Regions from separate parts of the Homo sapiens genome. Here all the other regions are linked to region 2. Evidence: chromatin loops called from intact Hi-C (ENCODE). Cell type or tissue: PC-9. All regions are shown on one strand. Links, peaks and the distances in the headings refer to the core of each region. The heading gives the core; the rest is flanking DNA.

Region 1 (11,153 bases), core at 4,177-8,176, 63 kb before region 2:
GAGGCCTGAGCTGGCCCTCTGGACTCTGCCACTCTCCAGCTTGGTTTGAGAGTCTGTCCCTGTCTTGATCTCCCTGATGAGTGGGGCCAGCTCGTGCTACTACTCTGTTATGTGGAGTTGGATCCTGGCCTCTGGTTCCCAGGGCCAGCCCTGGGAAGAATCCAGGAGTCTAGCTGTATTTTCCAGCTTCTGTCATTCCAGGATTCTGTGCTCAGTCCCCTGGGTCACCAGGCTAGGGAGGGGACTCTGGCCTTCCTTGCCCAGACCTCACCTGCCTCCTTTTTAGTTTCTAAATAATTCAAGCTATACCAGATCTACTGAGGGTGGGGAGGTTTAAGGAAGTAAGAGAGCCCCTCTAGGATCCCACCAGGCCTCCCCTGCTTCTGGAAGGTGAAGAGAAGGGATGGAAAAGTCCAAGCTTCTCCTCTTCCCCTCCCTGTACCCTGGCCAGGGATCAGGGGTGGGCCAGACCAGTGTGACTGGGGTCACTGACCTTGTGGAAGACATGTGAGTGGGGGTGATGGCTGTCTAGGAATAGCCAGAAAAAACAGGTCTTGGGAACTCTTAGATGGGTGTGGGTGGGTGAAGGCCTCCATGGAGGAAGCGTTGGACTGGCAGCACCTTCTGCGTCTTTGGCTTTAGAAAAGTGGTTGCTGGCCCCGGCAACCCCACACCAGTTTCCTCATCTCTGCCTGGGAGAAGAATGTCAGTTTCCACCAGGGCCATAGAAGAGAGTCCAGCAAGACCACTCCAGAATCAGACATTCTCAGTGTCTCCTCCAGCTTGTCCCTCCCACCCTGGGACAGGGTCCTTACCTCCCTGGGCCTCAGTTTCTCTGTAGGCTACGTGGGCCTCAACCACCTCCCCTGCCGACTTAGAGATTCTTGAAGTGGGTCCGTGGGAAGAACATAGGTGGGGGACCTTCCTTTAAGGGGGTCCCTCCTGGCCTGCAGGCACCAAAGTGCTTAGTACTTTGACCATTGTTTTAAGTAAATCAGCTCCATTTACTGGGATGTGCATCCCAGCTGGCAGCCAGCAATCCATTGCTGCGGAGGGAGAGGGGTCCAAGCTGAAGCTGAACAACTCAGTGCCTAAGAAGCTGCACAGCCAAGTCCTTTCCACCCCAAACAGCTCTCTCATTCCTGTTGAGGGCTCTCTGGTGGAGCCTCTGTCTCACAGGTCACCTGCAGGCCAACACTCCCAGAAGCAGCTAGCACCATGGTTGACCTCGTCCAGGTCCAGGGAAGGCCTCCCTCTCCAGGACTCCTTTAGATTTCCCCAGCATCCAGACCTCACCTGCCTAAGTGCTGTTGCCCTGGAAGCCACAGTGAGCACGAGCTCCATCTTGCACCTTTACCAGCCAATGGGGGTAAAGACATTAGCTGGTAAGTCATTTAAAACTTATTGAAAGTAACACAGTTGTGTGATGGAGCATGATACAGTTACTCGTATAACTGTTAAAAGATAGGAGACTTCAAGGAAACTGTCTGTGGTTCCTCTTTGGGGTCATGTGCTTTCTCTCCTTCCCATAAGGGTTACTCAGGCTGAAATGCTCAAGACACTCTGTCTCAAGGGATTTGTGGCTGTTTCATCCTCAAGTATAGGGGGAATAGTGGCCAGGAAGATCTCAGAGGTGGCTTCTGGAAGAGGAATCTGGGTACTGGCTACCCTGCCTTGTGTCCCATCATTGGTCTGTCTTGCCTGTCTTGGAGCACATTTCTCACCAAGGTACCATCCCAACCCCATCTCCCACCAGCAACAGGGTTCTTTCTGCTTTCTGGCCCCTTCCCAGCGTCTCCTGATTCTCCTGTCCATTCTTATCTCTCATAACACTGTAACGTCAAAACAGGATGGATGGTAGCAGATATCTCTTGTTTCTGCCTTCCACCATCCTTTACTCTCTTCTGGTGCCATGTCCTCATCTGTGTCTGGGAAACAACCTCCTTCCCTACCTCTAGTTCATGGAGTTCTGATGAACCCTCTTCCAGGGGATTGACATGTGACCAAGGCTTAAGTCCATCAGAGCATTCCTGGCCACAGTGCCTGACACATGGCCTGAGTCAGGCTACTCAGAGCCAGGAGGCTCACTCCTGGGACTTTGGATTAAGTGATTAAGAAAGTGAATTTGGTTTTTCCCCACTGGACTGGAAACCTTAAAGGAAGCAAGGGCTCAAGCTTCTGCTGTCTTCTTGTTGACAAGTGGAACACACGGATAAAAACTATACAGCTGAAGGCAGAATAGAGAGATGGAGAAAAATCAGGTTCTCTTAATATTGTCTGGGTCTGTGAATGCAGCCATGCCTGAAACCAGCTCTACTGCTAGCAACATGAGCTGATGCCTTTCCTTTATGGCTTGGATCAGTTGAGTTTTCTGTTGGTCGCTGTAAACAAAAGTGTCCAGCCTTGCCCTCTGAGGACAAGATAATGGACGCCCTCACTTTCTGGGCCTTCTTAAGCCAGGACTGTGGCCATATAGTTTGCCAAGAAATATTTGTTTCCCAATCACCATGGGCGCCTAGGATTTCTGGCAGCTTCTGCTTGCGACTCTCTGAGGGTAGAAGAGTGTTGGGTCAACTTCTCCAGCCAACTCTGCCCCCTCAGCAGCACAGACACACAGCCCTTCCTTAGAGGCAGTTTGGAGAGAAAGGAGGGGTGGGTACCGAAGCCTGTGGTGTTTATGAAACAGTGGGTGTGGTCTGGAAGATGAGCTCTCTCTTTGTCACAATTTAGTTTAGTGTTGAGCCCTATCTGGGGAGGGGTAGAGGAAATGGAGACCCAAAGAGGGACCTGAGGTCACCCAGCAAATGCGCATTCCCAGATGGGACCTAAGTCTCTGACCGCTGGTCTGGACTGCATCAATCCTTCAACACAGCCTCGCCTTGGACCCTCTGGTCAACCATTGCCCTTTGAGGGACCGGGCCAGGGCAGCTCCCTCTAGTCCTTATCACTAAGGAATTCAGGCAGACTTTGGACTTCCTCTCCCACTTATTTATTTCCCTATTCTAAACATCCTCATTATCCCTCTGGACTTCAGGAACACAGAGAGAGTTGAAAAATTCCCTGGCTGAATATAGCCAAGTCTACTGATGTCAGGGAAGTGTTCCAGGGTGGGATATAGCTGGAGTCTGGGCTTCCTACAGAATGGGTATGCTGTACTCATTCTGTAGAGGTAGGTCATGGAGGATGTGCAAGTTAGACAATTAGAAGTGGAGTAAGAGCACCCCAGAAAGTAGAGCAGCGTGTGCACAGGCATGGAGGCATGAAAATGCCTAATACATGCAAGGCTGTGAGAAGCCTGGTGTAGCTGCAGCAAGGAGTTCTGGGGGCATCAGGAGACAAGTTGAGAGATGTAGACTGGGGTAGGATTGGGAAGGGCCTGGAATGCCAGTTTTCAAGTGTGAGCTTTCACTCCTAGGCCATGGGGGCCAACAGAGACTTGAAGCAGGAGACTGAGGATGGGGGATACACATTTTACAAAGATCCCTCAGGTTGCAGGTGGTGGGGCTGAAAGCTACTGCACCAGTCCAGGCAGGAACTGATGAAGCCTGGGCAGGACAGTGGGTATAAAGAGAGGGCACAGAGAGGAGGGGGCAGGTGGAATGAACAAGACTTGGTTAGTCCCTGTCTCCAACTAGACTCAGGATTCTCCTGCCAACTCCCTGTCATTCACCTCCCACATCCCGCTAGCCCCATGGCAGAGGACAGAAGAAGACCAGGATGGAGAAGATGCTGTGGACTTCTTCAGTCTTCTTCAGCCTGGGTCCCTTCTGGGCTTAGGAACTCCTGCCCCAAAGAAGGTGCTGAGAGCCCAGCCTGGACCAAAACTCTCTAGCCTCAGCTCAACGGCAGGGTCAGGCTGCCTTTAAGCTTACTTTTTGGAGCTCAGTCAAGCATAGGAATTGGTGAGGGGCTAGAGAGAAAGCCCTGCTTTTTCCTGTCCATGTGGGGTTCTCTGAGATCTGGAGCAAAGGCTAGGTGTGGTGATGGGGGTATGGGTGAAGATGCTGGGAGTTGTAGCTGTTAGATGCAAGGGGCTCTGAAAGACAGGGTGGGCCATGCTCAGGTTCGTAGGCCATGTTCAATCCCCTCAAGGGAAGCCTGAGACCACAGCTACTGCCTCGAATCAGAAGCCCCAGCCTCATCATCTGGGGCCAGAGAACTAGGGCAGGAGGAGCCAAGTAGCACAGCAGGAAGCATGAGTCCCTCCGAGGAGAAGCTGGTCTCTGAGAGGAGCACAGAATGCAGCAGGCTGGATAAGGTGAGGCAGGAGAAAGAACTGTCTGCAAATTGCCAAGCATGCAGAGCCTCCATGGATGATTTGTGCTTCTGAGGTTTGTCAAGAGGGCTATTTTATTTTTTTCCAGCCTGCAACTGTTAATGGAGGCAGGGGAATGGGGAGTAGAGGACAGGGGGCTCAGGAGTGGTTTCATTTACCCTCTCCCACATGACCCTAGCCCTTTACAGAAACCATCTCATATCTCACGACTTATTTACTCTACTCTGCCAGCCCCCTGCTGAAATCATGGGGTAAAAAAGAGACACAGGGGGAATGGAGGAGCCAGAGAGAAAGCAGTGTGATCACAGGCACACAGGACAGCAGCTCACCTTCCCATCCTTGCTGGCTTTTGCACGTGAGTGGGCGAGAACGTGCAGCCCTTGTAGTTGGGAGGCAAGAGGGGAGAGAGGAGAGAAAAGGTGGGAGGAGGAAGGGCAGAAAAGGAGTGGGTAAAGGACATAAGTTGGATCATGGGATCCAGGAGTCACAAAAGAAAGGAGAAACATGCTCCCAGCTTTGCAGAGAGCACTAAAGGAAATCAAAATAAGACTTCCCCTCATTGCAGGGCAGCCTGCTAGGGTGATGGGAATGTATAATAGTTTGACCTGGGCAGTGGTGACACAGGTGTACACATATGTGACAATTCACTGAGCTGTCAATTCAGATTTCTATATTTTACTAATTTTAAAAATATCTAAAGTCCCAGCGCAGCATGTGACACGCCGTCGCCCACCCTGGAAGTAGTAGCCCCTCTTCACGAGGTGGCAGAGCCTAGTTCAGACCACAGGTTCCAGAATGAGACTGTCTGCTGCTTCCTGGCTGGATGACTTGGGCAATTTACTCAACTTCATCTATAAAATGGGGACAATAACAATACCACCTACTTCTAGAATTGGGGTTGAGGGTCACATGTAAAAGACACCAGCCAGGCACCAGGGGGGTTAGCAGCGACTGCCAAAGCTCTAGTCCAGTCCTCATGCCAGGCTGCCCCTGCTGTCCACATCCAAGCCTAGCCACAGCCGTAGTGCCTTGCATAACCCCAGGTAGGCTGAAGGTCCTACCCACTGACAAGTGCCAGCCGTACCCACCAGAGGTCTCAAGTCTGCCAGTTACCTTCGCCCCGTACTGATTTCTCTTCCTTGTATTTTTACATCCCTTAGCCAACAGCCCAAAGCCTCCCCGCTGCAAATTCTTTTTTTTTTTTTTTTTTGCCAGCCTCACTTCCTCTTGGGGAAGGCTGAGCTCTGGTAGAAGAAGAGAATGAGAACTGCTGTGTGAGTGTTGATGGGGATGGGGAGGAAGAGGGGGAGACATAAGGATACAGGATTGTGCTTTGGGTAAGAAGAACTTTCCACATCTCAGAGTGATATCAGGACAAGGGCTCTCATAATTAGCAGAACCCAAGCACAGACACTTAGCTTGTTCCCATCTAAGGGTTCTTCTTGGAAGGTTTCTTTTGGGGGCATGAAGCCTTTATTTGCAGAGGAACACAGGCTAAGCATTTAGTTTAAATCCTCTGCTGCTTGTTCACGATCCTGGCCACACCTAGGGAACTGGAGTTTGCAGGACTCAGCTTATAAACACAGTGCCTGTGGGTGACGTTGGTGTTGGAGCCACCTGCAGAGGGCTGGACTCCAGCACAGGCAGCCACAAGGCTATGAGTCCTTAGTACATGGAGATTGGTTGGTGGCCTCTTCCCCCTCCTCTGGTGACCTGCTGTGCAGGAAGAACTTGTTTTGAAGTTAGGTAGTAGGAGGCACTTCCTGAGAGATAATGGGCCGCATGAGAGGGGCTGCACGAAAAGACTGGGTCCTCCCAGTGGAGGCTAGCCTGAGGCTCACTGCCAAGGCACCCTGCTTTCTCCCTGCCAGCTCGCTGGACAGTCCCGTCAGACACAGACATGAAACTCCTGCGAGAAGACCAAGCCCTGGATAATATCACCACTCATCCTGTGGCACTTCATTACATTCCGGCTGGGGATATTTGAATATTAGATATTAAGCAATTCCTGTCAATTTTGTTAGGTGTGTAATGACAGTATCATAGTTATATAGAAGAGTGTCCTTTGGTTTTAGAGATGCATTCTGAAATGATTTGGGGTAAAAGGTCAGGAGGTTTATAATTTACTTTAAAATACTTCAGCCCAAAAGCAAATGAAGCATATATTAATTGTTAGATGTTAACAATTGTCAAACCTCGGAATTGGGTATTTGCACGTTCATTATAATGTTGTCTCTGCTTGTTTAAAAATTTTCACAAAAAAAGTAAAAATTTAAAACACTATACACGTGGTGGAGAGATTAAACTGTTTTTTTCTTCTTCAGAAATACTTCTAAGGGGCCAGGCGTGGTGACTCATGCTTGTAATTCCAAGCACTTTGGGAGGCTGAGGCAGGTGGATCACCTGAAGCCAGGAGTTCAAGAGCAGCCTGGCCAACATGGCGAAACCCTGTCTCTACTAAAAATACAAAATTTAGCCAGGCATGGTGGCGGGAGCCTGTAATCTCAGCTCCTAGGGAGGCTGAGCCAGAAGAATCGCTTAAACCTGGAAGCTGGAGGTTGCAGTGAGCCAAGATCACACCACCACACTCCAGCCTGGGTGACAGAGCAAGACTCCATCTCAAAAAGAAAAAAAAGAAAAAAAGGAAATACTTCTAAGTTATGTGAGAGAGTACATACTGACATTTTCAATGGGTACAATAAAAATCATTTTGTGTTAAGAAGTCAGAGAGGGGAAGGCAGAATCTGGGGGTTGAACAGAAGGATTTAAGAAAGGGACTAGGCTTTACATAGTCCCCAGGCCCCATTCCCTGCTCCATGGCCAAAGGAGCCACAGTGAAGGGCCCAGCAATGGCAGAGTTGTGGCACGTGGCAGGTTAGAGCCCCTACCCTGGTCTCATGGCCCATGTTGGATTTCCACTGAGGCTGCCCACGTTGTGAAGGCCCATCTGCTCTGAGAGGCCCCATTGCCTACCTAGGCCTGGAGCCTTACCCCCAAAATGTTTTGGCCACCTAATGAGGAAACGTCCCCCATTCCCCAGGACTCCTGCTGCCCTGGGAACCTGTGGGAAGATGGGGGCCAGAAATAGCTGTATAAGTTTGCACAGGGCTCCCAAGCTGGGGACGTAGGAGAAGGGATGACAGTCACACAGTTCACATAGCCACCTTCACAACCTTTACCTCCTTCAAAGCTCACAGAAGTCCTGCTTGAAAGACAAACCCCCTTTCACAGAGACCCTGGTGCTCCAGGGGTAGATTATGTCCCACTCAGGAGGCAGAGTTGGCTCCAGCCTAACCCTCTCCTCCCACTTCTCCTGCACACTGGGCGGAGGCCTCTCACCTTCCCTTTTGTGGTGAGGAACCCGAGGCCCTTCCACAAAAGTTAAAGATGTTCCCAAGGTCAAGCCATTGCCATGGAGTGGAGTGAGGACCAGCTCTCCTGTTTCCAGCCTGGGCTCCCCAAGGATGTCCCACAAACCTCAGAGAAGGCATAGTCTTAGTGCACCAGGACAGGAGGGTAGAAACTTCCAAAAGGGCTCGCTTTTCCAGCATGGTACCCTGGGAGCCCTGGCCAGGCCTAACTGAGGTGGTAACCTCACTTGAGGAGGAGGCCTGACCCAGATGCAGCCATGTTTCCCAAAGCTCACAGGGTGGCCTGCTGGGGGCCAAGAGGGCCTGGGCAGCTGTGGTCCGCCTCTGGAGAGGCTAGAGGCAGGTGGCAGGGGCAGCAGGATGCCGGTGGCAAGGCAAGGCCTTCAGGAGCTTGTGGCCACTGATCAACCTCAGAGTTGGGGAGAAGTCGAGCCTCTCCCAGTCCCTGGGACTCCTCCTTCTGGGGGCAGGCCCATTGGTCCTGTCAACAGAGGCTGTTTTATGGTTTAGGGTGAAAGATTGGCCCATCTGGTCAAACTCTTTAGGGCACAGTCCTGCTTCTTCCAGGAGCCTCCCCTGACTGTTCCTCTCAGCAACCCCTGCCCCAGTTCTAGGAGGCTGTACCCCACATCCACCTGGACTCTTTCTCCTAAGTCACTGGGTCTGGTCTCCCACACCAGATAGAGAATTTCCCACGAGGAGGCCTGTGACCCTCCTCCCCCAGCCTCGTACTGGGCATTGCCCTGAGCAGCTCTGCTTCTGGATGAGGAGTCCCTGTGCCTGCTGTCCGGGGGGCAGGGGCAGTGGAAGGCTTGACAGGTGGCCTTGGGGCAGACTTCCTCCTCTGAGACACTGGAGGTTTTCTTTCCTTTTTTTTTTTTTTTTTTTTTTTTGCCTCCCTTTTCAGAGATTTCTCCTTCCCAGGCTGAAGTCAGGGCACCATAAACAGGAGTGATAAGGCCTTGGGCCTTCAACTTGAACTTTGCAGCTGCCATTTTATGACTCTGATAACTCCTGTCACCCCGCCCCCCCACCCCGCCGTCACACCGAGTCCGGCTAGAGCAGGTTTGCCCCATTCCATGAGGGAGCGATTGGTAGCTGGTGGGGAGGAGGGAGAATCAGGGAGGGAAATAGGGACCCCTCACTCCAGCCTGCCCTCACCCAGTCCTGGTTGAGTCCCTTCTCCTCTCTCTGTGGACCCAGCCCCTGCACTGGGCTGTAAGAAACATGGGGATGTAAGAGACCCCAGCCCCTGACCTTATAGGATGGCCAGAATAGCCCAGCCTGGGAGGTGGGTAGGGCTGAAGGGTGGGGTTAGAGGGGGAAGGGTTGAGTTGGCTGGAGCAATCAGGGAAGGCTGTCTGGAGGAGGAGATAGAGTTGGGCACTAAACGAATAAGATGTGGAAAGACAGGGGGAGGGTAGGCATTGGAGGGAGGAGACAGATTTGGGCTGTCTCAGGAAGTGTGAAGTAGAAGTGGCCTGGTGTGAAAGGAGACCTCTCTGAATCCACTCTGCCCCTGGGCTCAGAAGCTTCTCGGGATGGAGGAATGGGGTGACAACAGTGGTCCCAAGATCCCCGGTTCATCCAAGAAGAGTTTGAGTGGCTTGAACCTGGGGTTGGGAGGGCCAGATGGTGGTTGGAGAGGCCTGAAGGCTTCATGCAAGTTGTGCCAGAGCTGTGGCCTCTGGGACAGAGCTTGGTAAGATTTTGAGTGCTCAGGAGGTGGGTCTCATGGCTGTCATGGGTGGAGGTGAGGCTCCTGCCAATTGTCAGAGGTCCGCTCCTAGGACAGGCAATGAGCTTCCCATTCCCAGGGTGCTCAAGACATCCGCTAGATGGAAACACAGAGATACCTGCTCTGGTGGAGGTGATGGTAAGGGAAGTGACCATGGGAGAGAATGAACTAGATAATCAAGATTCCTCACCCTCCCCCAGCCAACTTGGAGTGGGCATTTAAGGCCCTGCCTAAGCAGCAACTCTAGATTACTCAAAGTCTGGGGTAGGGAGAAAATCAACCTTTGTCTAGGTCTAACTGGTGGGAGACAGATGTGGCTCTTGTGTCTCTGGACCTCGCTTTGCCCATCTGTAAAATGGGCTTCAGTAGACTCAATGAGTGCTGAGGTCTCCCCTGTTCTAGAGTGAGATGATCCATGCATCTCCTGCCTCAATCAGCATCTGCCTCCCAGCCCAGGTAAGCCATCCACAGGAACACATATCACACCCACACATGGGGCACACGAGTACACATGTATCAAGGGCATACACATACCCACGTTGAGAGGAAGCAGAAGTGGGAGGAAGAGGGAGGCCACTGCTTGTTGGCATTGGCTCCCTGCTCAGCTCTCTCCATGTACAGGCCTGGCCCCTCCTGTTAACCACCACCCTTAGCCCCTCACTGCCCACCAGCTTCCACCTTGGGGTCTGGTACCTTTTTGCTTTGCTCAGTGGGAGGGCACACGGAGGGATGTGCCTGTCACTCACCTGATCCCAAGAACCCCTTCTCAAGTCCTGGGGCCCCCAGCACTGGTTCTGATGCTGACAGCCCACAGGCACCTCCAGACGGTCACAGCACACAAGAACGGCCCCTCACATCCTCCCTCTCACCTACGGTGTACCAAACCTTCCATCTCAATCGGCCGCAGTACCTGACTCTGCACCCACTGGCCGCCCCACCCCGCTGCGCACCCACAACCACGACAAGGAAGGCAAGTCTGGGGCCCACTCTTCCCCGCTGCCCCTCCACTGATGCTGTGCCTGCTCCGGGCTGCGCTGGGAGGGACTGGGCACGACCAATATCCCAGCCCTCGCGTCTAGGTTCGGTCTGGAGCGGTGGGAGGAGGCGAGTCGAGATGCTTGATGTCCCCTATTCCTCTTACACAGACACGCGCACAGACGGCCCGGCTCCCGCCATCCCCCACCTCCCCCGCCCTCCGCAACCCCCAGGCTGCCGGGACTCTGGGCGGCCGGGCGAACACTCACCGCCGGCCCAAGGGCCCAGGCGAGGGCGCCTGCCAGCACGCATAGCCAGCGGGCGGGCAGCGGACTTGGCGGGCGCATGGTCTGCCCTGAGCCCGCGGCGGGCGGCCCCGCGCGGGCAAAGAGCTGGCGGGCGGCGCACCAGGCGGGCGATGGCCGGGAGCCTGGCAGAGTGGCGCTGGCGCTGTGGCCCCAGAGCTAAGAGGCGCAGCTCAGGGCTGGGGGCGGGCCCCGGGGGCTCGTCTGACGGGCGGCGGATCTAGCCAATGGATGGGTGGAGGCGGGGCCGCCGCGCAGGTATGGGGCGGGGCTGGGGAGCCCCTGCCAGTGAGGAAGCTCTGCTCTCTCTTTGCCAATCCCACACCTTGGTCTTCCGTCGTGAGACATTTATAGGCCTTCGCCCCTCCGGGCTCATCACCCGGGAATCTCGAGACCCGAACACATTCCATCCTTCCATGCTTAGCTCACGACCTTCGCAAGCTCCCACCTCTGTATCCACCCTCAGCCCCATCCCAGGGCGCTCCTCA
Region 2 (11,153 bases), core at 3,584-7,583:
GTGTGATGGAGGCACATGCCAGGAGCTGCACAGCAGGTTATCAGGGCAGGCTTCAAGGAGGAGTTGATGCTGGAGCTGTGTTGAAAGACCTTAAGTATAAACCAGGCAGACATCAGGGAGCAGAGGGGCACACCAGGAGGAGGGAAGGTATGAATAAAGTCTGAATTAGTTACAAGTAATAGAAACTGACATAAGTTTGCTTAAGCAAGAAATGGGGGACTTATTACGTGGTCACAAAGTGTCTCATGGGGCTTAAAGGCAGGGATGAAGGAGTGCCTTGGAATGACCTAGAAGCAGGGAAATGTTGTTCCCCATTTCCCACCTTTTCTCCTCATTGCATGGCCATTTCTTTCTCTTGTCAAAGCACTACATTAGCTAGAGTGGTAAGAATAGACCTTATTCACTGCAATAGGGAAGAGGGTCCAAGTGAAGTGAACTCAGCTTTGACTTGTGCAGAGATGCCTGGGCATTTTTTTTTTTTTTTTTTTTTTTTTTTGAGACGGAGTCTCGCTCTGTTTTCCCAGGCCGGACTGCGGACTGCAGTGGCGCAATCTCGGCTCACTGCAAGCTCCGCTTCCCGGGTTCACGCCATTCTCCTGCCTCAGCCTCCCGAGTAGCTGGGACTACAGGCGCCCGCCACCGCGCCCGGCTAATTTTTTGTATTTTTAGTAGAGACGGGGTTTCACCTTGTTAGCCAGGATGGTCTCGATCTCCTGACCTCATGATCCACCCGCCTCGGCCTCCCAAAGTGCTGGGATTACAGGCGTGAGCCACCGCGCCCGGCCGCCTGGGCATTTTAAAGGGAGAATGAGGGAGTAGAGGGGAAACAAGCAGGGGCTGGAGCAGAGACTGGGTTTGTTAATCTCATGTGTACCTCCTACAGGCCACAGCAGTACAAGTTAGAGCCAGGTGCCCCCTGAGTTGGGAGAGGGAGAGCGCTGAGATTTGCATTTCAAAGAGATGGCTCTCATGTCTTTGGGAAGACAGTTCTGGGTGGTGGAAGATCTACATTTTAAAGGGGAAGAGAAAGGATTCATAACTGTGAGCAGCTTTCTAAAGTAACTGCTCAGAGGAGGTGGGGAGAGGTTCAGGGGCCTGTCTGTTACTAGGTTTTGTCTGGAGCAAACAGTAAGTTCTTCTGGCAGCATTGAGGTTTCTGAGGTGAGTACACTAAGAGGTCTAGGGTCATCCTATGGATGTGGTCTTGAGCTATTAGAAACTATATTAGTGTTTTTGCACATCTTATAGCTTGGAGGTGGATGAAAGTATTTGTGCTGAGAGTGTGCAGTTTTTCAAAGGCCAAAGTTGAGGTCTTGTTGAAAAGAGGGCTCAGAGGAGCCTGTCTAAAGTTTGGTCAGGAAGAGACTCCCAGCCAGGCATGGTGGCTCACGCCTATAATCCCAGCACTTTGGGAGGCTGAGGTGGGAGGATCTCCTTGAGTTCAGGAGTTTGAGACCAGCCTGAGCAACATAGTGAGTCCTCGTCTCTACACAATAAAAAATTTAAAAAGTAGCCAGGCCTGGTGGTGTGCATCTGTGATCCCAGCTACTAAGGAGGCTGAAGCAGGAGTATTGCTTAAGCCCAGGAGGTTGAGGTTGCAGTGAGCTGTGATCACACCAGTGCAGCCCAGCCTGGGGACAGAGCAAGAAATTGTCAAAAAAAAATAAGTAAATAAAAATAAAAAAGAAGAGAGACTTTGTCACTCTCTCCCCACAGGCTGGCTTCCTTTGTTTCTAGTTTATGTGATAGAATATGTCTGCCTTGGGTGAATTCCCTAGAGGTAGAGCCTAACAGGGATTTGGGTCATCTGTTGGGGTAGTGTGTTTAGGAGAAGCCTGTAATGGAGGGAAGAAGGAGGATAGGGAAGGAGCAGAGTTGAGCAAGGACGGTGGCCTGACCCAGGTGGAGGGGCCTTTGGGATGTAAATTTGCTGCAGAGTTGTCCTGCCTTGAGGGCTGCCCTTGTGTACCTCTGAGGCTATTGGCTTGGGGTGGGGTGGGCTCTGTGCAGTAGGAGATTTTCCAGAGCAGGGGCAGCTTTGACATGTTAGCAGCCAATAAGCACCTGGGGGATGGGTGTACCACCCTGAAAAGGTGGTACTGGCCAGGGCACTCACAACATACAGTTTGGGGCTGCCACCAACACCTCCTTTATTTGAGATTCCAGCCAATCTGAGCTTGGAATCTCTTACATCAGTTTCATATTTCGAGGGTGAGAGCACTCTGATCAGCCCACTTGATTTTGAAGCTCACACTGAACCTGTCATCTATGTATGGTCTGGAGGCCAGGTCCACATGTCCACTCATGTGAATGGTAGTGGTAGTAGTAGACATCTTGCCAAGTTGTACAAGGCCCAGAGGCACCATTCCTGTTGTAGTCTAAGGGGTTGTGACCCAGGGATGCCACTCACATAGGATGCCATTCACATGGGATACAATGTGTAAGGTTCTTTGGAGTAGGTACTATAGGGGCCTTAGTAGTGGGGGTGAAGGGCATTTCCCAGAAAATGAGTTTGTAAAAAGTAGTCCAGGTCACAACTATCCACCCAAAGTGCTGAACTGTCCTAGAGTGTGAGGTGGGGCTGGGAGGAATGAGGCTGGACACATCAGCAAGACCCAAAGCACAGAGGGCTTTGTCTGTCTCATTAAGAGTTTTTATCCATTCTTCCACCCAAGTGGGGAAGTTCGTGGAGAAAGGCAAAATTATAAAAGGGGCTTTCGCCTCAGGGCCCCCATCCAAAGCTGACCTTCTGGGTGAGGCCCTGTACTTTGAGCCCTGCTGAACTGTGTCATCCTCATCAAAACTCACCTGTCCCATGTTCCAATTCCTTGACCTTTCTCTTGCACAAGAGCTGGGTAATCTGGTAAATAGCTAACACGTTGATGTTGTAAACCAAAATTAAAATTCTAAGCCCCACAATGGACTGAATGGACCCCTTCTTGGCCAAGGGGATCTCAAAGAAACCTGAAACCCTGATTCAGGTCTTGATGGGAATGTAGGGTTGAACATGCCTCATTATAACCTCCTCCCTTTGGAATTTAGGCACAACTGACCAGAATTAACATTAAAACAGAGATCTTAATAATGGCAAAACAGACTCTTTGTAGCAGTAAGATACAGCATTCCAATGTGACTCTAGTATAGTAACACATGACAGAGAGTAGGCAAAGTATTTTACCCCAAAATATATTTCTTTGATATGTTTTAAAATGGCCCTGCTGAACAGTCTCTTGTGGGGGAAATTTGCATTCTGTAGAGAATCTCTTTCCCTTACCAGGTCTTTTCCAGAGTCTGACACCTTTTAAGGTCTGATAAGAGACATTTGCTATCTATTCTCTCTGAAGCCTGCTACCTGGTAGCATCATCTACATGATAAGAACCTTGGTTTTCACAACCTCCCTTATCTAACCTCAAGAAATCTTCAAATCCACCTATGACCTGGAAGCCCCCTGCTTCAAGATGTCTGGCTTTCTGGGCTGAACCAATGTATACTTTCCATGTTCTGATTTATGCCTTGCCTGTAACTTCTGTCTCCCTAAAATGTAATAAAACCGAAGTGTAACCCAACCACCTTGGGCACAGGTTCTCAGGACCTCCTGAGGTTGTGTCACGGGCCATGGTCCTTAACCTTGGCAAAGTAAACCTCTAAATTGATTGAGACCTGTCTCAGATACTATATGAGTCCATTTTCACACTGCTATTAAAAACTGCCTGAGACGGGGTAATTTATAAATGAAAGAGGTTTAATTGACTCACAGTTCCACATGGCTGGGGAGGCCTCAGGAAACTTGCAATCATGGCAGAAGGCAAAGGAGAAGCAGGCACCTTCTTCACAAGATGGCAGGAGAGAGGGAGAAGGGGGAGGCAGCACACTTTTAAACAATCAGATCTTGTGAGAACTCACTCACTATCACAAGAACAGCATGGAGAAAATCTGTCCCCGTGATCCAATCACCTGGTCCCTCCCCTGACACATGAGGCTTACAATTTGAGATGAGATTTGGGTGGGAATACAGAGCCAAACCATATCATTCTGCCCATGGTCCCTCCCCAGTCTTACCTCCCTCTCACATTTCAAAACCAATCATACCTTCCCAATAGTCACCCAAAGTCTTAACTCATTCCAGCACTAACTCAAACATTCAAGTCCGAAGTCTCATCTGAGACAAAGCAAGTCCCTTCTGCTTATGAGCCTATAAAATAAAAACAAAGTTAGTTACTTCCAAGATACAATGGAGGTACAGGCATTGGGTAAATGTTCCTGTTCCAAATGGAATAAATTGGCCAAAACTTAGGGGCCACAGACCCCATGCAAGTCTAAAACCTGGTAGGGCACTCATTAAATCTCTGTGTGTGTATGTGTGTGTGTGTGTGTGTGTGTGTGTGTGTGTGAGAGAGAGAGAGAGAGAGAGAGAGAGAGAGACAGTCTCACACTGTCACCCAAGCTGGAATGCAGTAACATGATCTCGGCTCATTGCAACCTCTGCCTCCCAGATTCTCATGCCTCAGCCACCCACTCGAGTAGTTGGGATTACAGGTGGGCACCACCACACCGGCTAATTTTTGTATTTTTAGTAGAAACGGTGTCTCCATGTTGGCCAGGCTGGTTTTGAACTCCTGGCCTTAAGTGATCTGCCCACCTCAGCCTCCCAAAGTGCTGGGATTACAGACGTGAGCCACTGCACTGGCCTCATTAAATCTTAACACTCCAAAATAATCTCCTTTGACTCCATGTTCCACATCCAGGACACGCTGAGGCAAGGGGTGGGTTCCCAAGGTTTTGGACAGCTTTGCCTCTGTGGCTCTGCAGGATACAGCCCCTGTGGCTGCTTTTGCGGGCTGGTTTTGAGTGCCTGTGGCTTTTCCAAGGGCATGGTCCAAGCTGTTGGTGGATCTACCATTCTGGGGTCTGGAGGACGGTGGCCCTCTTCTCACAGTTCCACTGGGCAGTGCCCCAGTGAGGGCTTTGTGTGGGGGCTCCAACCCTACTTCCGGTACCAATTTTCTGTATTAGTTTGTTTTCATGCTGCTATAAAGGACTACTGGAGACTGGGTAATTCATAAATAAATGAGGTTTAATTGACTTACAGTTCCTCATGGCTGAGGAGGCCTCAAGATACTTACAATCATGGTAGAAGAAGGAGAAGCAAGCACCTTCTTCACAAGGTGGCAGGAGAGAGAGAGAGAAGGGGGAAGTACCACAGTTTTAAACCATTAGATCTCATGAGAACTCACTATCACGAGAACAGCACAGGGAAAATCTGTTCCCATGATCCAATCGCTTCCCACTAGGTCCCTCCCTTGACATATGGGGATTACGGTTAGAGATGAGATTTGGGTGAGGATACAGAGCCAAACTATATCAGATATTTTTTGATTTACAATGTGTTAGCAACACATACAAACCTTGGCCAACATTGATCTCAAAGTGCCTTTATTTGAAGGAGAGATTGATCCCGCGATCAGATTCAGATTAGAATCCAAGCCCTCTGGGTACAAGGTTTCCAGAGAGCCTTTGGGACCCTGTCGCATTCCACTGATCAGGCTGCCCTGTGGCAGTCCTCTGTTCTGAGCACACCCTTTCCATCTCTGTCCCATTGGCTTCAGTGAGAGCCCCAGCCATGGGCCATGTGGCAGCATCACCAGTAGGTGGCAGTGGCGCCACGTTCCTAAGGCTTTAGGCAATCCGTGTAATAAAAGGAGAGGAGCATGAGGAATGGAGCCCAAGCTTTGGAGCTACCCAGTAAAATGGGAATTACTGCTTTGTCACTTAGTGGTTGTAGGCCTTGGGTAAAGGGCTGGATTTGTGCCTGAGATTCTTCCTCTATACTGATAAATTTGTGTAGTTGTCAGAACTAATTGTGTCATTGTAGCAGCTTTCAAGCTAAGCTTCAATCTTCCAGAATCATAATTTACTGAGGCTTGTTATGTTTAGGTTTAGGCTTGCTGTAAGATCTTTACATCTATTAATTCATTTATTCCTCAGAAAAGCCTGCAAAACATACCCTGTTATCCTCATTTTCTAGGTGGGGAAACTGAGGCACATAGAGGCTCAGCAACTTGTCCAACATCATGCAGATAATGTAAGGCAGAGCTGGGATTTGAACCCAGTAAGTCGGCTTCAGAGCTCTCTTGTATAACTGCTTGGCTATACCACATCTAACACCAGGGGGTGTTTTGGTCGGCTCCCATGTTGCTGTCACTAGCTACAGCCCATGGCAGAGTACGTGTTTTCTGATGAAGAAGGAAGACAGCAAAATCAGAAAAAATACAAAGAGAGATGCTTCTTCATCACACCACCCCAAAGCCTTGTCAACTTTCCAGACTTCGTGACCCATGGACCTAAGATTCTGCTGAAAGAGTCTTCCACAAGACGTTAATATTTTCTGCAGCTGGGAGAAACAGCTCCCACCACTCTTGCAAATTACTTCCACTCCAAATGAGAAGCAGTCCTGCAGCCTGGCTGCTTAGAATATGTGGGGATTTGCGAGGGAGGCATTGCTGGCACTCTTCTGGGGCCATTACTTCCCTTTGGTGCCCATCCTGAGTGTCCAAAATGCATCGCCTAATCCCCCTTCACACATCTTGATGTGTTCCTGCATTCCTGGCAGACTACTGCTGATGCCAATGATGGCAGGAGACTCCTGAGCACTCGCTGTGGTGGGCTCACCATCTCCATGGTACTGGCAATGTCTTTGCCTTGCACTGCCCTCACATCACAAGGCTGCTGCAGCGGGCTCCTGCTCTGGAATCCCTCAGCCCATGCATTGCTGTGGTTGCCCTGCAGGAGACGCTGCCACAGCCTCCCAGGCTGGAGCTCCATGTGCTGACCTAGCCAGGACCAGGCCCTCAAGGCCCAGGTAAGGATATGGTGCCAGCCCTTGGGACTCCTCTGAGAACTCACCATGTGGAGCAACTGGAACACTCATAGACCGCCTGGAGGAGTGTGAAATGCTACAACCACTTCAGAAAATTACTTGACAGTTACGTAAAAAGTTAAGTGTTTACTTGCCTTATAACTTAGGTCGATCTGTCCTATAATTATCCTCCTAGGCATTTAATCAACAGCAGTGAAAAGCAATATCCGCATCCAGTATTGTGCAAAAATATTCGTGAGATTTTATTCATAATAGTTCAAGACTGGAAACACACTAGGTGTCCCTCAACAGATGAATGGACAAATTATGGTGTATTCCTGTAATGGAATACACCTCACAGCAATAAGAAGAAATGAATGACTGATGCACCCCACAGGAATGAATCTCACAGACATAATGCTGAATGAGAGAACCCAGACACAAAAGAGGTTATGCTCTATGATCCCATTTATATGAAGCTCTAGAAAATGCAAACTAACCTATCGTGATAGAAATCAGAACAGTGATTTGCTTCAAAATGGGAGGTAGAGGAATTGGGGGCAGATTCCTGGGAACTTCTCTGTATCTCAGCCTCCAGCCTCCTCAGCCCTTTGCAGATACCTTAAGATGCCGCACACCCTACTTTGTTGGCTCCATCCATGGTGAGCTGGGGGAGAGATTTGGGCAGCGGTAAAATCTACTACAGACCTATAATTCCAGGGACTTTAAAATTCCAGAGGCTGTGTAACAGGGAATGTTATCAATTCTCAACAGTCATTTTCTTCTTTTATTCCTGATTGTAGCTGGGCACACTGCCAATCAGCCAAGTGATTACTTACTCCAGCTTCTCTTGCAGCAAGATGAGACTGTGTCACTAAGAGATGGCATATGTGACTTTCCAGAAGAGGGAAAGAACTGCTCTTTTTCCTCCTTCCTCCCTCTTGCTGCTTGGAACACATATATAATGGCTGAGGCTCCAGCAGCCCTCTTGGACCACAAGTTTGAAAGTCACCTGCAGTGAACGCAGAGGGAATTCCAGAAGGAGCTTTATGGAACTGTTACAACAGTCCTGACCTGCCTGCCTCTGGAATTTTGTTGTTGTTGTTTAACAAAATAAAATAAAATTCTGTGTTTTGGCCACTGTGAATTGGGGTTTTTGGTTACTTGCGGTCACACTCAACCCCAAGTGATACAGATTGCAGAGTACGGAAGTTTAAGGGTACAGATTCAGGAACCAAACTGCTGGGCTCACACTCCAGTTTTGCCACCTGCCAACTAGGTGAGTCTGGGATACTCACATGACTTCTTTGCTTCTGTTCCCTCATGAGGAAAATGGAGATAAAAATGCCTACCTCATAGGACTGTTGCAAGGATTAGAAGAGCTGACAGAAGAGAATATAATGCACTTAGAAAATAGTAAGCATCAAGTTCTGTGAACAGTTCCTGGGATAGCAAGTGCTCAGTAAGTATGGACTTTTATTGTTTTTGTGTGGAGGCACATGGTGTGTGTGCATGCATGTGCAATCTTGTCTGCATGACCCTATCAATCCCTACTGGTGTTGTCTGATGAAACTGTCACCCCTCTGACGCCCATGGAATGCTCCCTGCAGGTGGCAACTGCGTCCTCCTCATTTCGACTTCTAAGCCCTCACCCAGAAGTGGAGTCTCATGCTTCCTCGGAGGCAGAGCTTTTCCTTCTCCTGTTGCAGGCTCCGCCAGGCACCCCATGGTTTCTCTCCCCAGCATCGCTTCTTTGTCTTTGTCTTCCTCACCTGCTGGGGTGAGGAGGCTCTTTAGGTTTCCCCTAGAAAGGAGGTGCAAATCGGGATGCCAGATTTAGCAAATAAAAATACATATCACCCGGTTAAATTTGAATTTCAGGTAAACGATAAGTAGTTTTTTATTGTAAGTATGTCCCAAATATTGCTTTTTTTTTTTTTTTTTTGAGACGGAGTTTTGCTCTGTCACCCAGGCTGGAGTGCAGTGGCAAAATCTTGGCAAACTGAAACCTCCACCTCCCAGGTTCAAGCGATCCTCCTGCCTCAGCTTCCCAAGTAGCTGGGATTACAAGCATGCACCACAATGCCCAGCTAATTTTTGTATTTTCAGTAGAGGGGGCGTTTCACCATGTTGGCCAGGCTGGTCTCAAGCTCCTGACCTCAAGTGATCCATCTGCCTCAGCCTCCCAAACTGCTGGGAATACATGCGTGAGCCACCCTGCCCAGCCCCAAACATTGCATTTTATCTGGCAGCTCTAGGCATGGTCCCTAGGATCCCCCACCCCACTCTGCACCCATCTGAGGTCTCTGCTGTATTCTTCATCCCCTATTGGTGACAGGTGGGTGGGTTGGGGAGCAGGGCCATTTTCAGGGAAGCTCCTATTTTCTTTCTCTCTTGCTGCCCCTTATCATTCTCTCCCCACCTCTGCCCTGAGAAACTTCCTCTCTTCTGAAGCAGGCAAAACTAGCCCTGATCTATATCTCAGGCCTTGGAAGTTTCTAGGTTACCTGTAAATTTCCTTTGGGTTCTTACAACTCAAAGTTGACTTTCCAAATTCAAAAGCCAAGCCAAGATTTTGACTCCCTTCTTCTCCCATCCCTGCTGTATCAACCCTTCCCTGCTGGAAGTCTTTGCTGTTGGGGCTGAGGAAGAACTGGGATGCATGAGGAAATGCAGCAAACATTTCCAAGTATCTTCCAGCAACACACAGAGGGACTTGTTGAAATCTCCCCACAGTTCCATTCTTATTCCTGTCCCAACTCTTTGTTTCCATGGCCACTAGGGTGTTTTCTGTCACCATTATCAGTCTGTTAAAGGACAAGTGCACCTGGTTTATTCACATCTTTCTCCCCTATTATCTGTCAGAAAATACAACAATCAGCTCTTTATGTTGCTTCCCAGAGGGCACTGCCATTGTGTCTGCTCTGTCAGCCAATGCCAAATGCATCACAGCAGAGAATCCCAGCCCATCCATCTGCCGTGTGATCAGGACTGAGATGAGAAGGGAGAGGAGGCTTCAGGGACTGTTGGAAATTGAGAAGTGCTTTCTTCCAGCCAAGCACAACTTCTGGCAGATGTTGCTGCAATGTCCCTGCATCTCTTCCTAATGGAGCATCTGCCCAGTAAGCTTAGAACATGTCTCTGCAGACGTGTTCAGGAGACTGAGGAGACCTGGGCATGACGTTACCTACACGGCACAGTGAACCAGCGAGACAGAGGGACACGGGCAGCTAATTCTGGCGAGTGTTCCTCCTCAGCCATCAGGCTAAAAATGTACCCATTTGTGTAAGACATAGGCCTTAGTCACTGAAGAAAGTGAATGTGTGATGAAGAGAAGCGTCCTACACTTGGCAAACTTGCTGAGAATTCACACTTTCTGAATCAAAGTCACTGACATTTTTGGAAGATCCAAATTTAATCAAGGCATTTTCAAAAGATTCAAACTGAATCAGAAAGACATGAGGCCCCATTAGTGACACGAATCTCGATGACTAGTTGGAATTGCATTTGCTAGGAAGCATAATTTTCACTGAAGGTGACAGAAAATTCAATTTCGTAGGATTTGGGAGGGGGGCCTGTTTGAAGTTACATCATTAGGATCAATTAGAAAAGAACAGTTACGCCTGAGATACCGTGTATGTTCCAATGTGGAGCATGCAATTTCTTGGGAATAGGGTGGGCAGAGGTTTTGAAAGGCATTGTTTAAGCCTTGAGGATTGTAGATTCAAACAAAACCTTATTTAAAAGCCAAATATGCACAATACGAAAGTGAGCTGCTTTGAGGAGCAGGCCTGGAGGTGGCTCTCTGTCCCCATCTGGTATTTGCCATATCTGCCTGTTTGTTAATTATTCCTCCCCCTGCTAGAGTGTCAGTTTCATACCAGCAAGACTTTGACTTGTTCACTGATGTATCCCCAGCACTTTGAGCAGTGTCAGACACAGGGTGGGCCTTGTATTTATTGAATGAATGGGCGAATGGAAAGCCTTCTGGGGTGTGTAAGACACATCCACTATTATTAGCATTACTATTAGCATCTAAGGCCAAATGTCTTTCCTATGCTCTAATAAACTTATTAAGCAGTTTGCACACATGATCTTATTCAACAACCCTGCACAGTAGGTATGTAGATCCCTAGTTTATAGATAAGGACACAGAGCCTTAGAGAGGTTCTATGCCCCAAACCTCAGGACCAGTAAGTGACGAAGCTGGTATTCAACACAGGCTTGCATGGCTCAAAGACTGGGAAGTACCTTGCTTCTCTCTCTCTCAATTAAATTAGTATGTAATTTATATAC
Region 3 (7,558 bases), core at 3,559-7,558, 390 kb before region 2:
GGGCCCTTTCCATCTGAGTTGTTTCTCTGGATTTCTTTTAATAGACCCTGGTATACTGCTGGAATAGAGGTGCCGTATGGAGTCTAGGGTGGTCTGGGCTGCAAAGGAACACAGAACCTAAGTGAGGACTTGATAATAAGAAAGCAACAGACAAGTAAGAAACCTCTTGGGGTTGGAATGCCAGCTAGATAACCATGTTGATATGGCCTGAGTCCCAGGATCTGGTGGATTGTGGAATTGCAGCTCTAGGGTTCATCTTGATCCTTGGAAGAGATTCAGGGCACTTAAAGCCTTATTACAAAGTTTTATTTAGTTTTGCTGGTGCTACAGTTTTGCTTTTATCTCATCACAACTTTGGAGGTGGGAGAGAGGTGTGGTTTGTAATTTATATATATGTTTGGAAAATTGTTCCATAATACGTGAATTACTCTCAGTTTAGATATGAGATTTTTCTGGGGAGGAATGCATTCCTGGAGCAGTTCTTCTGACTGTAGTAATACCTGCCTTTCTCAGGGGTTGCCTCAGACTACCCAGAGAATAAGCATAACACAACTCAGACCTGGCAGACAGCTTCTAATGCACCAATCATCTCTTCTAGGGTGCTTCTATGATGCTCCTTCACCCAACTGTACCCCATAGTAAGATGCCCAGGCTCGGGTGGGCAGAAGGAGGAAGGAGGGACCTGGGAACCACGAGTCACCCATTTCAGTGGAGGTTGAATACGCAGAATCAGGAAGCACAGAAATCCACACCCATATCATAATGAAATTGCAGCACACCAAAGGCAAAGAGAAGATCTTTAATGCAGCCAAGGAAAAAGCACAGATTACAGAGAGCAGACGCTGAGACTGAGAGTAGACTTCGTAGTGGCCACAGTGGGAGCCGGAAGCCATGGGATACAGTGAGTGTGACTTGGGACTCTTCACCATCAAATTAGAATCAGGAGTTGAAATTGATGGTTGTTCAAGAATCTGCTCACGGTAAAGGGCATTTCCAGATGGGAAACAGAATTTATCACAACACGAAACTCAGGAGAGTGAGACTCAAGGAACTCACTGAAGAACGTACTTCCAGCAGAAGGAGAGTGGTCCTGGAGAAAGGGTGTGATTCTGAGATAGGCAGATGAACAGAGCAGTCAGTGAAGACGTGAGCAACGGAAAGCAACGTGGACTCTAAAGCTCTGTTAACTGGGTGACCCTGGTTATCTGGGTTGCGGGGAGAAAAATTAGAGCCCTCACCAACACCACACAGCAAATAAGCTCTGAATGTTTTAAAGCCTAGAAGATGCTATGGGAGAGCATCTTCATGGGCTCTGGAGATGAAAGGCCTTCTTTAACAAGGTCCTAAATGCCCAGTGAAGGAAAACATTAAGAAATTCAGGCCGATCGTGCTGGCTCATGCTTGTAATCCCAGCACTTTGGGAGACCGAGTTGGGTGGATCGCTTGAGCCTAGGAGTTCAAGACCAACAAGGCAAAACCCCATCTCTACCAAAAAAGTGCAAAAATTAGCCAAGGGTGGTGGTGCGTGCCTGCAGTTCCAGCTACTCGGGAAGCTGAGGCAGGAGGATCACTTCAACCTGGGAGGCAGAGGCTGCAGTGAGCCGAGATCGGGCCACTGGCACTCCAGCCTGGGTAGCAGAGTGAGAAACTGTCTCAAAAAATAATAATAAAAAAAAAATTTGCCCGGGCACAGTGGCTCATGCCTGTAATCCCAGCACTTTGGGAGGCCAAGGCAGGTGGATCACGAGGTCAAGAGATCGAGACCATCCTGGCCAACATGGTGAAACCCCATCTCTACTAAAAATACAAAAAATTAGCTGGGCATGGTGGTGCGCACCTGTAGTCCCAGCTACTCAGGAGGCTGAGGCAGAAGAATCACTTGAACCCGAGAGGTGGAGGTTGCAGTGAGCCGAGATCACACCATTGTACTGCAGCCTGGCGACAGAGTGAGACTCCATCTCAAAATAAGTAAATAAATAAATTAATTAATTAATTAAAAAATTAAAATAAAAAAAATTACCCAGACATAGTGGCTCGAGTCTATAGTCCTACATATTTGTGGGGCTGAGGTGGGTGGATCACTTGAGCCCAGGATGTCAAGGATGCAGTGAGGCATGATCGTGTGACTGTACTGTAGTCTAAGCAACAGAGTGAGACCCTGTCTTCCCTACCGAAAAAAAAGAAAACACACAACATTTATCCATTAGGTTCTCGTCTTATATGGACACCCAAAACAATTGCATAGTAACATCAAAGATCATTGATCACAGATCACCATAGCGGTATAATAATGATAATGTGGCTGGGCACAGTGGCTCACGCCTGTAATCCCGGTACTTTGGGAGGCCGAGGCAGGTGGATCACCTGAGGTCAGGAGTTCGAGACCAGCCTGACCAACATGGCAAAACCCCATCTCTACTAAAAATACAAAATTAGCCGGGCGTGGAGGCGCATGCCTGTAATCCCAGCTACTCGGGAGGCTGAGCTGAATTGCTTGAACCTAGAAGGTGGAGGTTATGGTGAGCCAAGATCGCACCACTGCACTCCAGCCTGGGCAACAAGAGCGAAACTCTGTCTCAAAAAAAATAAAAATAAAAATAATGAAAATGTTTGAAATATTGCATGAATTACCAAAATGTGACACAGAGACACAAAGTGAACACATCCTGTTGAAAAAATGGCTCTTGTAAGACTTGCTCAACACAGGGTTGAAAATCTGGGTTTCTAAAAAAACACACATAATCACTAATATGTTTATCTGTATCCAATAAAAGAAAATGGCCTTAAAATACAATATTAATATGATCAATAAAGCCACAGAAGTCTGGTTTTGTAATGCAGTTTTTTTTTTAAATGATCTCTCAAATCGTCATTCCCACTAAGTAGTATGTGTGGTCAAATCCTATTCTAGAACTGGGCAGTACAGTAGTCACTAGCCATATTTGGCCATGAAGCACCTGAAATGTGACTAGTCTGAACTGAGAAGTACAAGCATAAAGCACATGTCAGATTTCAAAGACAGTACAAATAACGGAATGTAAAATATCTCATTAATAATTAATAATTGTATAGTGTACACTGCTTGGGTGATGGGTGCACCAAAATCTCAGAAATCACCACTAAAGAACTTATGCATGTAATCAAACACTATCTGTTCCCCCAAAACCTATTGAAATAAAAAATACTTTAAAAAATAAAAAATAAAAATAAACAAAATATCTCATTGTTATGTTGATTACATCTTGAGATAATTTGTTTATATTTTGGGTTAAATAAATACATCATTCAAATTAATTTCACTTGTTTCTCTTTAGGGCTTTAATGTTGACTATTAGAAAATTTAAGGCTGGGCAACTTAGTGAGCCCTCATCTCTACAAAAAAATTTATAAATTAACCCAAGCACAGTAGCTCATGCCTGTAATCCCAGCACTTTGGGAGGCCAAGGCGGGCAGATCGCTTGAGCCCAGGAGTTCAAGACTAGCCTAGGCAATGTGGAGAAACCTCATCTCTACAAAAAACACAAAAATTAGCTGGGTGTGGTGGCACATGCCTGTAGTCCCAGCTACTCGGGAGGCTGAGGTGGGAGGATCACTTAAGCCCAGGAGGCAGAGGTTGTAGTGAGCTGAGATTGTGCCACTGTACTCCAGCCTGGGCAACAGAGTCAGACCCTATCTCAAAAAAATAAAAATAGAAAAATTAGCCAGGTGTGGTGGCATGTGCCTGTAGTCCCAGCTACTCAGGAGGCTAAGGTGGGAGAATCGCTTGAGCCTAGGAAGTTGAGGCTGCAGTGAGCCATGATCATGCCACTACACTCCAGCCTGGTCGACAGTGAGACTCTGTCTCAAAAAAAAAATTAAAATGACACATACGGATCATATGGTGGCTCACCTGTTTTTATTGGACAGCACTGGTCTAGAGTATTTCATTGCTGTGCGTTCCGTATGCGGTGATGGAGTGCCCTAATCTGATAGATGAACTGGTGCAGGTTTTTGCATTTTCTTAATTTGATAGCACTACATTTTCTTTTTCTTTTTCTTTCTTTTTTTTTTATTCTTTTTTTGAGACAGAGTATTGCTCTGTTGCCCAGTCACCCAGGCTGGAGTGCAGTGGCGCAATCTCAGCTCACTGCAACCTCTGCCTCCCCAGTTCAAGTGATTCTTATGCCTCAGCCTCCTGAGTAGCTGGGATTACAGGTGCCCACCACTATACCCAGCCAATTTTTGTATTTTTATTAGAGACAGGTCCTCACTGTGTTGGCCTAGCTGGTCTCAAATTCCTGGACTCAAGTGATCTGCCCACCTCAGCCTCCCAAAGTGCTGGGATTACAGGCATGAGCCACCACGCCTAGCCTGATGGCAATGAATTTCTAACAATTAAGGGTCATGACATCTTAAGAGATGGAGGCTTTCTGGTATTAGGCTGTTCTTGGTGCAGTTGCCACTAGAGGAAAGGGGAGGGTCATCTCTATCTTTCCAAAAATCTCAGTCTCCAAAGTTTTGTGTTTCATTTCACTACCATTAAACCATACAATGATTTAATACCAATTCTAAGTACAAAATTCATAGACATAATTTCTGGCTGAATAAATTGGTTCTGCCTCTTTAAATTTCTAGTGATATTAAGGCCCATGTATTTCCCTATGTTCACTTGATTTTGAAACTATCAAACCTTTCACCTACTAGTAATTGCATTTTTGGCATCATGGTCCATGAAAGGAGAGTCAGGAGACAGTAACCACAGTAAGTTGAACAGGGAAAGTTTAATATAAAGATGTATTGACTATTTGAAGAGAAGTAACTACTACAAGAGAATTGAAGAGAACTCTAAAGAACATCCTAGGCAGAGGGAGACTACTTACAAAAGTACTAATTTGGAAGAGAAGGGAGCCCTGCCCCAAAGCTAGGATGCAGACCTCCTTTGAGAGGGTGCGATTGCAGCTACTGGATGGCACAGATGTTCAACTGGGTTGCCCTAGATGGAGCTCATCCACACTCAGCAGCTGGGGCTAGCAGGCAGGAAACTATGGGTCAAAACTGGCAAGCAGCATCCTGGGCAACTGAAGCTGGAGGGCAAGAAACCACTGCCATTGGCCAATGAAATTAGCCCTCCAGCGCCCCCTGCTGATAAAGTTTAGCATCATGCCAGCTGGCAAAGAAGAAATGTTTTAACGTCACAAAGCAATGAAGGTTGGATTTGAAACAGGCAGGCATTAAGTGACAAAAGGTACACCTCCTTTAAAGGTGGGGGGTCTGCTGTTTTGCTCTTGGGATATTTTTAACAGGTCCATAAGAGACTTTTCACTGAAAAGAATTTTCCCAACATCACTAAGGAGGTTTTGCAACTTCTCCTAGGTGAGCGTGGCAGTCTCGGATTTCACCTTTTATTTTTTGTTTTTCAACCCATCTCGCACACTGATAGCCTTTTACTCTTTAAGCCTCGTCTTCTCACAAATCTCTGGCTCCATCTGGCCACGATGAGAGTTTCTGTTTTTCTTTTTCTTTTCTTCTCTTTTTTTTTATTTTTTTTGCCTGAAGTTTAATTTCAGAAAATTATAGTCCCAGGATCACTCTCAGAAAACCACAGGTTTTTAGTCATTTCTGGTACACCAATCCCAAATTATACAGAAAAAAGACCAAAATGTTTAAAATTAACTGACTTGGGGGAGGTTGGAGTTCCCTTCCTCATGCAGACCGGAGCATCCATAGAATGTCTATCTAGCCTAAGGGGATATAGAATGCACCTGATTTTGAGGGGTCTGGGAAGAGAGGGATAAAGAGAGGCCACACAGTCCAACCAACACCCCAGCAGATTCAGTTTCTGATGCTTGCCTGAAGCAACAAAGACTTTCTGAAAATAAAAAAAAAAAGAAAAGAAAAAAGGCAGAACTTACACCTCATCACCAGGAGACAAAGGCAGGGAGGGGGACTTGAAAGAAACACATTACAGGATTTCACCAGCGGGGAGCTTCTTGTGTCCTGCACTACACCTCTTCTCCTCTCAGAGTCACTATTGCTCCATATCTTGTTTTCAATATGCCAAATTTGGGGGAGGGGACAGACAAAATTTTAAAACAAGATTTTGCCACTTTTAGGGGTTGCATTACAGAATGAAGGAAGAGGAAAGAAGAGTTTATCAATCAAAGGCTGGGCGTGGTGGCTCATGCCTGTAATCCCAGCCCTTTGGGAGGCTGAGGCAGGGAGATAACTTGAGGCCAGGAGTTCAAGACCAACCTGACCAAGAGGGTGAAACCCCCATCTCTATTTTAAAAAAAAATTAAATAAATAAGAAGTGCTTATCAATCAGAGGCTAACGACCAGCATCCTCCAATTCCTTAGACATACTTCCTTTGATACAGGAATACTATCTAAGACCCCCTCTATGATTGCCACATGGTCATTGGAGGAGGAGAGGCCTTGGGACAGTTAGGCAGGAAAGAGGAAGCCTCATAACATTCAGGAAGAGAAATATGAACCCTGTTATAAGGGGTATTTGAAAGAGGGTATTGAAAACAAGTCCCAATATTTGTTTAGTAAATATTAGACATCTATGAAAGAATCACAATGTTTGTTAGTTCAGAGTTTAGGTTTTGGAATATGAGACCTGAAACTGGATTATGGGGGCTGATTTTCTTTTGAGAATAGGGTCATGTAGGATGACCTGCTGCCCCTAAACTCTTCTTGCCTCTACGCATGTACCCCGGTGCCCTTTGCAGTCAAGGTACAGCCCCTTCAAGTTTTCCCATGTTCTGTTTTGTGTCTCATTTGCCTCTCAGTTGGCATGAAGACTAAAAGAGTTACGTCACATGGCAGAGGACAGAGTGCAGATGCAAGGGGTTGATGGTCAAGAGGTCCCTCTCCTAGTCCCAACTGTGCTATAGGAAGAAGGGCAAGCCCCAATCCTCTTTAGGCCACAGGGTCCCTATCTATAAAATTAGAGAGGGTACAACTCCACGGCCCTATCGGAAAAGTGATAGGATGAGTGACCCGAGGGAGCTAGAATATGGGGGAAAGGTGACAAGAATGAGCAGCAGAGCCAAGAGCTCATGGCCTGATCTCCTGGTAGGAACATTAGGGAAAGTGACTCACCCTGGGCCAACCAGAATTGCCCCTCATTCCTGGCCTACCACTCCCATTTTCTCCCTTCACTTCTTTGGGAAGAGAATTTCTGATGAGTCAGAGATGGTTTACCTTTGTCACTAGCTCAATAGGGGCTATTGCCTGGAACAGAGTAATGTGGATAATTCATTTGCATCTAGTGAGCTAATATTGTTTGGAAGCTGACACACCTATGTGGACTTATGAACAGCAATTTTCCTGTGCCATGCCTCTACCAAAGTCCACGTTTGCCACCTTCTGGTATTTTTGCATTGATGAAATGTGTATCTTACACATTCCAACCTCTGTGGCCTTTTACTCACCCTCATTTTCTTCTCCCCTTCTCTCCATCCAAAGATCGCCCATTCTTTCACCCTGTTCAAGTCCACTCTATACCAGGACACCTGCTCTGTTCCTTTTCTAACTCTTTAATTCCGTCCAATTTCAGATGGCTTGATGCTCC

Evidence for each region. A loop is a pair of places that touch in the nucleus more often than their neighbours do. Peaks named below come from ENCODE experiments on the same cell type or tissue, not always from the same donor. Only the 100,000 strongest peaks of a DNase experiment are listed, where the experiment ranks them.
Region 1: it touches region 2 in a loop (5-fold over the local background); 5 of 110 quality-filtered maps call a loop at or near these places.
Region 3: a loop joins it to region 2, with 17 times the contacts of the local background. A loop is called at or near these places in 4 of 110 quality-filtered maps.

Annotation. Positions count from the first base shown.
Region 1 is chr3:42,502,290-42,513,442 of GRCh38, reverse strand. It overlaps VIPR1 (vasoactive intestinal peptide receptor 1), which reads right to left and starts at 10,800. Exons shown (of 13, transcript NM_004624.4): 1 at 10,630-10,800. The coding sequence starts at 10,707. RefSeq lists an enhancer at 5,792-6,086 and silencers at 10,542-11,041, 11,102-11,153. In PC-9, for the core only: CTCF peaks have their summits at 5,656 and 5,870 (motif pointing right); DNase peaks (open chromatin) are centred at 5,432 and 5,952; H3K4me3 peaks cover 839 bases; H3K27ac peaks cover 2,010 bases.
Region 2 is chr3:42,438,512-42,449,664 of GRCh38, reverse strand. No RefSeq gene overlaps it. Among named protein-coding and RNA genes, the nearest start is that of LYZL4, 33 kb to the right of the region's middle. In PC-9, for the core only: CTCF peaks have their summits at 5,466 and 5,665 (motif pointing right); a DNase peak (open chromatin) is centred at 5,634.
Region 3 is chr3:42,829,000-42,836,557 of GRCh38, reverse strand. All of the region lies in intron 2 of ACKR2 (atypical chemokine receptor 2), which reads right to left. LOC124909373 (a long non-coding RNA gene) reads left to right here. Exons shown (of 2, transcript XR_007095895.1): 2 at 599-2,827. Among named protein-coding and RNA genes, the nearest start is that of ACKR2, 23 kb to the right of the region's middle. In PC-9, for the core only: CTCF peaks have their summits at 4,910, 5,111 (motif pointing left) and 6,024; DNase peaks (open chromatin) are centred at 5,997 and 7,207; H3K4me3 peaks cover 240 bases; H3K27ac peaks cover 1,502 bases.